Linked DNA regions of Mus musculus: region 2 is linked to region 1. A link is a contact called in ENCODE Hi-C or POLR2A ChIA-PET data. All regions are on one chromosome and are shown on one strand. Each heading gives the region's core, a stretch centred on a gene start or an enhancer-like site at or near the end of the contact. The rest is flanking DNA. Distances are from core to core; before and after follow the strand shown.

Region 1 (4,611 bases), core at 530-3,029:
AAAACAATATTCTAGGAAAGAGAGCTAAGAAGCCCTCTCCGGTTTGGAGGAGCTCAAGAGAAAAGTAGACTAGCTCTGTAGATTGACTCAGAAAGAAATTTATTTTTTTAAAAAGAGATTTATTTATCTAAGTACACTGTAGCTAAAAGAGGTTTATTTATTATTATATCTAAGTACACTGTAGCGGTCTTCAGGCAGCACCAGAAGAGGGCATTAGATCTCATTACAGGTAGTTGAGAGACACCATGTGGCTGCAGGGATTTGAACTCAGGACCTCTAGGAAGATCAGTCAGTGCTCTTAACCACTGAGCCATCTCTCCAGCCCCAGAAAGAAATTTCTAAAGAGCTAGCAGTTTAGTTGTGGAATCAGGCTTGTAAATAGATATTTTGTATGTAGTTAAGAAAAAAAAGAAAAGAAAAGAAAGTTGCCTTGCTGAGCTAGCAGGTCTTTACCATAGTTTAAGCCTCTGGTACTTTATTGGTATAAAGATTAGATAATTTAATCAGTTACAGTTGGTTCTCTCCTTACACTGGATAGGTCCTGGGAGTCAAACTCCCAAGTTCCTCGGGCTTGGTGGCAAATGACCTTACCACTGAGCCATCTTGTCTGCCTGTATTGTACCACTTTTCACAGCCATCCCTGGCATTCTAGTCTTTTCTATTTGAAACAAAGTAGCCTGGATCAAATTTGCCAGTCTTGTCCCCTGCCTGCTGAAATACAGGTATGCATCATCACATTCAAATAAGGGCGGCTTTTTAATTTGTGTGTGTGTGTGTGTGTGTGTGTGTGTGTGTGTGTGTGAGAGAGAGAGAGAGAGAGAGAGAGAGAGAGAGAGATTCTGTGTACGTGCATAGGCCAGAGGTCAATATGTTCCGTCTTCCTCTATGACTCTCCACCTTTTTTTTTTTTTTTTTTTTTTTTTTTTTTGAGACAAGGTTCCTCACTGAACTCTGATACTGCAAGAGCAGCTGGCCTGTGAGCTCCAGGCTCTTCCTGTCTCTCTCTCCTTAGTATGAAGAGGACAAGCAAGCACACCACTCCAGTTCCTTAAACTTTCCCAGGGATCTGTCTATCTCCTCAGCAGGACTGAATGGCACTTCTGAGAAATCTGCTTTGCGGAGTTGTTCAGACAAGTCTGTCTAGTGCAGGGCAGTGGGGCAGGGAAGTCCAACGTCTCCCGCGGTGGAGACACTTGCCTGCTTTGTTTCCCGAACTCTCCTCTCCTCTTGACTGTAAAATGAGGAGAGGAGCCCCCGGGCTCTTGGGCCAGAGAGAATGTGGTACTACAGAGTGAACTCTGCATCCCACAGACGCAGAGAAAGGAATTAGTGTGGATCGCCTGGGTTTAGCTTGAGCACTGCAGCGGGGACCCATCTTGGGGGGCGGGGGGGAGTTACGAGTTCCTCTCATAATGGGCCGAATAATTTTGTGCCTCTTAAGGCTCTTAAGACTCGGAATGTTTGCTTAAAGAGGAGCTGAGGCAGACTCTGCCTTCGAAAATAAAAGGGCGCTCGGGATGCTCTGGCAAATATCCTCAGGACTTGGGGGAAGGGTGGGGAGAAGGGAGGAAGGAGGAGAGGGCTAGCCTTCTAGAAGGCGGGAGTAAAGAGTAAGGTGCTTAGGACCCATTGGAGGCAACTGAGACCTAGGTTAGGAAAGATTGCCTTCAGGGGCTGCAACCCTGGTGATGTTGTAACCGGCTTTGGCTTGAGCTAACTTCAGCTCCACCCCTCCCACTGTGCCGTCAAGTTGACTGGGCGTTTCCATCTTGGCCCCCTGAAGCTGTCGCAGTCACCACCCTGCCGGCAGCCCCGGGTCACCTCTCTGGCTCACTCTTCCGGGCTCCAAGGCCTGGGTGGGGCGACCGAGCCACAAGTGCGGCGGCGATCAGCTGTGAGTCCCCGGTGGCTGAGCCAGGCCGCCCCCCTCTCTACCTGGGACTTTCTTCCGGCCAGAGCTCCACAAAGATCTCGCTGTCCTCCAACTTCCAATCGCCTTCCCCACCTTCTTCCCCGCCCCACCTGGCCCTGGCGTGGACCCTGGGTGTCTCCTCCCCTTCCCACTTCCAGCTCCTTCTACGGAGTTTGATTTGAACTTTCGAACCCGCCAATCATCGGCTTCGCTGCGGCCCGGGGCGGGGTCCGGTGTCCGCCCTCCCGACGCGTGGCCCGGCCAGGGTATATAAGCCCTGTCCTGGAGGCGGACCTTACACAGCTTCTCCCCCGGACTCCTTGGTAGTCTGTTAGTGGGAGATCTTCGTCACCCTTTTTCACTTCCTCAGTTTTCGCGGACCACTTCAAGGACTAAATATGGTGAGTATGGCTTTGGGGTAGCGGCGAGGTCGTCTGAAGGGACCGCGGGAGCTGAGGGCTGCCCGGGAGACGATACCTGCAATAGCCCCACGACGGCCGCCTCCAGTTAGACTGGCTTCTGGCGTTTGGGGTGTGAGAGCCTAGTCCACTAAACTAGTGTCGCTTTGGGCTGGAGGGCTCGTCCCGATCCTCTGTCTCGATCCTCCTGGGAGAGCATCCCGTCTCGGCCGCCGGTCGCTCCCGGAAAGGCAGGGAACTTTCACAATGATCACGAGAGTTTGGAGAAACTCAAAGGTCTCCATTTTCCTCAAATGATGTCGCTCTCCCAGCTGGGATAGCCCAGAGGACCTCGTGCGCTCTGGACAGGACTGAGCAAATACTTCCGGGCACCGTCTCCACGCCCTGTGACTCGCTGCTGAGTCACCTGTGGCCAGTCCCCGGCCCTTCCAGCTGCAGCTGTGCACCTGAGAAGGCGAGCTCCTCCGTAGGAGGGAATAATTGGCGTCAGATCCCCTAAGCCAGCCTAGTTTTTAGTGTTACTTCAACGGCATATTTATATTTAGCCCAGTTAAGAAAAAATGTCCGTAAAAAATTTTTTTTTCAATTTAAAGCTAGAGTAAACTACCAACAGCGGGTTTTTTTCTCTCCCTTCCCCTCTCCCCCCCCTCTCTCTCTCTCCTTCCTTCCTTCCTTCCTTCCTTCCTTCCTTCCTTCCTTCCTTCCTTCGATAAAGGGTTTCTTTGTAGCTCTGGCTGTAATAGAACTCACCCTGTAGACCAGGATGGTCTGGAACTCAGAGCTCTGCCTGCCTCTGCTACCTGAGCTGAGATGAAAGGCAAACCACTTGGCTTGCACTTTGGTTTTTGAGTGTCTTATGCTCATGCCAGTCTTGAAATCATTATGTGGCCAAACATGACCTTCAACTAAAACCAAGATCCTTCTGTCTCCACTACCCAAGAGCTAGGGTTATTCACCTGGTTAACAATGTATTAGTTCAGTTTTCAAGAAAAAAATGGGTGAGGCTATCAAACCCTGGGCTCTGGAGGCAGCGGCAGGAGTATCTTCTGAGTTCTGGTCAGCCAGCACAATGAGACCCGGTCTCAAAAGCAAACAAAGTTACCAGGAACTCAGCCCGGCTTGGAGGAGAGTGGCTAGTTCTCTAGACTTTGGAGGCTGAGACAGGGAGGGGGATTGCTCATCATGAGTTTGGGGCTCCTTAGTCCCTAGTGAGTCCCAGGCTAGAGCGGGCTACAGAGTGAATAATTTCGGTAAAAGGAACCTCCCTGCTAAATAAGTTTTAACTATTTGAGAGACCATTTACCTAGCCTGCACCTGGTCAGCTGACAATAGAAATTTAAAAGAAAGGCTGGAGAGATGGCTCAGCTAAGAGCACCAACTGCTCTTCCAAAGGTTCTGAATTCAAATCCCAGCAACCACATGGTGGCTCACAACCATCCTTAATGAGATCTGATGCCCTCTTCTGGTGTGTCTGAAGATAGCTACAGTGTACTTACATATAAGAAATAAATCTAAAAAAAAAAAATTTTTTTTTTTTTAAAGAAAACCCCATCCCAGTATTGTTTAAGGTCTATGGAAGCTTTGGGGAAGTGAGGTGCACAGCCCTCAGGTAGCGCAAGCTGCCTCTGTCTATAGTCCTGGGTGACCCTTGAACTGCTGGTCGCCTCCTTCCCACACTAGGACTGGGATTACTGGCCCGAGCCACCATTTTGTGTGGTGCTGGGATGGAACACAGAACTTCACATAGTTAGGCAAGACCTCTCTCATCTGAGCTAACTCTCCAGCCCCCAAAGCTGTTGGCTTCTTTGTTTTATTCACTTGTGTGGAGTGTACGTTTGGATAGTTGGTATGCTTGGGGGTGGGGGCAGGAGAGGGCAGCTTTCCTTGCAGTTCCGAGATCAGGCTCACTAGTAGGCTCTTTTCCCAGGCTATCCTACAGCCCTCCCACACCCCAGGAAACTTTCAGAATTGTATTCTGAAAGAGGGATGCCGTAACAGCTTTTGATCAAGCAAACCCACAAAGATACAGTTCAGAAAAGCCCCAGGCTCACCTATTAGGCAAGCATGGCTTAAGTGTCTGGCTTTGCTACACCAGCAAGCCTCTTAATCCAGTCGAGGCTAGACTAAGTGATTCATCTGTTCCTCTTGGCTTTGGCTTCTTAGCTTCCAGGAGACAGGCTTGTTTGTAAAGATTTTACATTTCTCATGTGGATGTATGTCTGCCACGCATGCCTGTGTGGAGACTCAGGTCTTTTGGATTGAACTCATTATCTGGCTTGG
Region 2 (4,611 bases), core at 890-3,389, 220 kb after region 1:
GGGCGTGCCTAGCCCCACATGCCTCCCCTTCCAGGCGCTCTGAGCCCAGGCTACCTGGAGGAGCTTCTGCGTTTGGGGATAGTGCCCAGGGCCTGGGAGGATGCTCGCTTCTGCCCTGCCAGTGACTCCTCATCCTCGGAGCGGCTGGCTGTGCCTGACGCCATCAGGGACGAGTCTAGCAGCCCCTGAGAATCTAGGAAAGAGAAAGGGTGACCTCTGTGCACGGACCCTTGTGTCAGCCCCTCAGCCCTTGCCCGGCCTCCCTGAGGCTTGGTCTTTGAGGCAGGCATTCCTCCTTGGCCATCCAGATCCCATCCGGGCTCAGACCTCCTGGTGCCACGGGTCATGGGGTGCAGCACAGGTGCTCAGGTCAGGCTGATGAGGCCGACACACGGGGTGGGCTCTGAGCATAACTGCTCCCTTGGCTATCAAAATGCATTGTGCCAAAGAGCAGAAGCTCCACAGCAACTGAGGCAATTGTGGCTCTGCCGAGAGGCACATGGGTGGTGCTGGCCCAGGGGAGGGGGGTGGTAGGTGGCATTGCCGGGCCAAGACCGAGAGACACTCGTGCAAGGCAAGGGGTAGAGTCAGAGGCTGCCTGGCGCCCGAGAGCTTGGGGAGATGGCCGGGCCTCACACTACCTTTGTCCATCCTCTCACAGTCCCAAAGCCTCCGGCTCCAAACCACAGGGCTAGGAGGAAGGGTCCCACAGGCTCATCCAAGGGTTCTGACCAAGCGAGCTTGGATGCTGAGAAGAGAGTCTGGGAAGGAGAGGTAAGGCTCCCTCAGGCTCGGGTTTCCAACAGGCCAAACCTACTGACTGACCAATCCCTTATCCTCGTGCACTCGTGCACCCTGTCTGAGGTAGTGGGAAGAGGCAAAAGAGCTCTACTCTCAATTGCACCTAACCATTAGTAGCTATTACCTGGTCTGATGGCTCTGACAGTTAATCCCAGCATGTGGAGGCGGAGGTAGAGGTAGAGGTAGAGGTAGAGGTAGAGGTAGAGGTAGAGGTAGAGGTAGAGGTAGAGGCAGGTGGATCTCTGTTGACTTTAAGGCCAGCCTCGTCTACAGAGCAAGCCAGGGCTATCTATATAATGGTGAGCCTCTGCTCCAAACAATAAAAACAAAAAATATAAGTAGCTATGTGGGAGTCACTGAGGCCTTTGTGTGAATGATAAAAAGATGTGGGAAAAAACGTATTAGGCTCAGAGATCTCTCTTAATTTTACCAGTGAATCCTAAATTAAGCATTTGGAACGTTAACCAGAAAGGGTCAAGGGATTCCTGACTCATTTGTTTTCCTTTGCCTGTCTACTCAAATCAGCAGCACCAGCCTGCCCCCAGGCCACAGCCTGGGAAGGTAGATGGAATCCCACTATCTCGCTACCCTTTTGCTTTCCCTTCCATTTGCAGCTTTTACTAAAGCGGGTGGTTCCTTCGGACGATTCAAACGTGGTTTGGGAACTGTATGAATACCCAGCGCTTTGGCAGCCCCGCCCCTCCTGACTCCGGCGTCTCGTAGAGCAAAGTTCTGGCTCTGCCTTTAAGGACGCTCCACGACCAGCTCCGTGGGTACCACAGAAGGGGGGTGCAGGTGTCCAGTCCCACGAGCAACTAAGGCAAAGTGCTTGCCCTCCTTCCCTTCCCTCCTCCCGACAGGGCACCCCCAAGGTGAGGGATCAGTGCAGGTCTGTTTCAGGGACTCTGGGGAGCAGTGGTAATTTAGTCAACTCTTCGGCTCCATACTACTGCATCGATCTCGCCATCTGGCTCTGAGGCCCACAGGCCGGTGGTAGCGAACCAGGACCAACTCCCAGACAATTCTCATCCCACCTCAAGCATGCCACCTGTGCGCATGCGTAACACCGCAGGCCAGAGCCTGGCCTGATCGGACTTACGCATGCGCAGATTTTTCGGGGCGATACCGGGGCGGGGCCCCAAATCTTGTTGTGGGGTTGTGCCCCGAGGCACGTTGGGAAACTCCACTTCACCCTCCAGGTCTACTCAGAACACTAGGAGACGAGTCGCGGGGTCTCACCATTCCTAGGCTGCCAGCTCCAACAATTTCTCCGCGGCGACGGCAGGAGCCGCAGGGCCAAAGCCGGCTTCCGTGAGACACATCTACTTCCGGGTTGCGAACGAAGGGTTGGACGATCTCTTCCGGTTCGTCCTGGACCCGTAAGTGGAAGGGGCGTGGCCGTGCGCCTTAGTGGAAACCATTTTGCGGGGAGCCGGAAATACAGCTTTCCCGGTTGGCAGAAGCGCTTAGGGAGGCACCAGGCAGTGTTAATTATAGGAACCGCGGAGGTTTCCGTGTTGGAAAACGCAGCGGGAGGGCGGGGCTTGTGCTGAGACCCCGCCCAGGCGACGCTGGGAGGGGCGGGGCCGCCGTGCATTCGTAATTAGCACTAACCTTGGTAGGTCTCTCTGGACCAAATCTTGTATTGTTTTATCTGCCAGTGTTTTCAGATAAGGGATTCGGTCAGGCTCTTTGCTAAGCACAGGACTGGAGGAACATGTTGGAGAGTTTGCTCTAACTGTGGCGTACAGTACGATCCCGAAAATTCCTGTCTAAGGGGGAGATGCAGGATGGTGGCCGCGTTCCTAAGGAAACACTCCTTAGAAGGAGCGGCGCCAGTTGCTTACGCCAGAAGAACTCCATCTAGACTGCTGGGGTCAGTCGTGGGTAGCCAGCAAACCAACCGAATCCTTTTCAGAGGACAGTGTTCCCTGAGGAAACTGTTTTGAAAGAAAGAACTAGTTCCCAGAGAACAGGAGACGTCCAGACTTTGGGGCCGTGAGAGATGCCCGGGAAAGCTAGGGAGACTGGGCTCTAATAGCTCTTTCATGCCTTCTTTGAGGGGCACAAAAGTGGAGCAGCTCTGGCTGGAGGAGCTTCCGGGAAGAGCGTTTGCCCAGCGTGCCTGACATCCTGAACTTAAGTGTCAAATGGACGACCCTGACAAGTTGCAAGTCTTCTCTTCATAATATACTGTTACTTATTTAACGAGCATGTATTTGCTTTATCGCTCCCAAAACAAAGTTTTCTGGTATACAGTGTGCTTGTTAGAGGTTTGTCAACTTGAAACTAGCTAGAATCTTCGCGCTCAGTTGAGAAAATGCCTCCTTCAGACTGGTTGGTAGGCAAGTCTGGGGTGTGTTTTCTTGTTTGGATAGATGTGGGAGGTCTAAGCAGTGCCTGCCTTGAGGTTCTTGCCCCAACTTTCCTCGGTAATAGACAGTGACTTGAAAGTTATGAGATGAGGGGCTGGTGAGATGGCTCAGTGGGTAAGAGCACCCGACTGCTCTTCCAAAGGTCTGGAGTTCAAATCCCAGCAACCACGTGGTGGCTCACAACCATCCATAACGAGATCTGACTCCCTCTTCTGGAGTGTCTGAAGACAGCTACAGTGTACTTACATATAACCAATAAATAAATCTTAAAAAAAAAAAAAGAAAGTTATGAGATGAAATAGACCCTTTGCTTCCCAGGTCGCCTTTAGTTACAGTGTTTTGATCACAGCAATTAAAAACAAACTAGGACACAGTCTGGTGGGTTGTGCAAAATATAGTGTGGTTTAGTATCTATACAGATGACAATTAATTGGGCTTTCTTCTTTAAAGAGTTTTTGTTTGTTTGTTTGTTTGTTTTTAAGTAGGAGTGAAATACTTGTTGCTTATCAGGCAAGTTCTGTCCCACCAAGCCACATGGACAGCCCTAACAAGGGATCGTTTGGTAAAGAGCTGGATGGGTACTGTTCAATGTTTGTTAGATGTTTTTCTCCTAGGAAAGGCAAACCCTTAAAGAAGGAAACCCTGAAAGAAGAAAGGGTTATTTTAGCTCACAGGGTTTTTGGGGGTGTGAGGGGGACAAACATCATGGCAGGAAAGGCATGGTGGCAGGAGTGTGGGGTGATTGCTCACGCTGTGTCCAGAACTTGGAAGTGCAGAGAGATGAAGTATTGGTGTTCTGCCTGCTTTCTCCTTTCTGTTCAGTCTGTAGCCCTAGCCCAAGGTCACTCGAAATTAGGGTGTGTCTCCCATCTAAGTTAAACCTCCAGAAATAGCTTCACAGATGTCTTGTGACTCTAAATGAGGTTAAGCGGACAAGATCACAAGCCCACCTGATGTCCAGGCATACCACATTTATGTCGGTGGCATCCATCAGCTGCTGGTGCCACTGGAGCATAGCGATCACCGGTCTTTCTTGGTTTGTTTGGCTTGGGTTTTTGAGACAGAGCCTCTATGTAGTTTTGGCTGTCCTGTAACTTGCAATGTAGGTCCTGAACTCACAGAGATCCATCTCCCTCTGCCTCCCAATGTAAGGATTAATGGCGTGTGTCACCACACCCAGGTATTAGGCTTTAGAGACAGGGTCTCATGCAGTCCAGCTGGTCTCAAACTCAAGTTATCAAAAGATTGACCTTGAACTTCTCATCCTCCCATCTCCACCTCCCCAGTGCTAGGATTACAGCCGGGTGCCATTATCCCTGGTTTTGTGTGGTACTGGGTATCAAACCCATGGCTTTGTGCGTGTTGTATAAACACTCTACCAACTGAGCTATATCCCCAACCCTGAAACATCACTTTTAAATCATAGCATTCCCTA

What was found. A loop is a pair of places that touch in the nucleus more often than their neighbours do. ChIA-PET counts read pairs that join two places held with the same protein, here RNA polymerase II (POLR2A).
Region 2: POLR2A ChIA-PET joins it to region 1 with 19 read pairs in Patski. The contact joins the promoter of Mcrs1 here to the promoter of Tuba1c in region 1. A Hi-C loop is called at or near these places in 1 of 37 maps with a recorded cell type or tissue (left cerebral cortex). POLR2A ChIA-PET finds 5 or more read pairs at or near these places in 3 of 5 experiments (Patski and embryonic stem cell).

What each region holds. Positions count from the first base shown.
Region 1 is chr15:99,028,112-99,032,722 of GRCm38, forward strand. Tuba1c (tubulin, alpha 1C) reads left to right here and starts at 1,780. Exons shown (of 4, transcript NM_009448.4): 1 at 1,780-2,313. The coding sequence starts at 2,311.
Region 2 is chr15:99,249,822-99,254,432 of GRCm38, forward strand. It overlaps Mcrs1 (microspherule protein 1), which reads right to left and starts at 2,140. Exons shown (of 15, transcript NM_016766.3): 1 at 2,041-2,140; 2 at 642-761; 3 at 55-193. The coding sequence starts at 651. It overlaps 1700120C14Rik (RIKEN cDNA 1700120C14 gene), which reads left to right and starts at 1,967. Exons shown (of 3, transcript NR_045627.2): 1 at 1,967-2,180.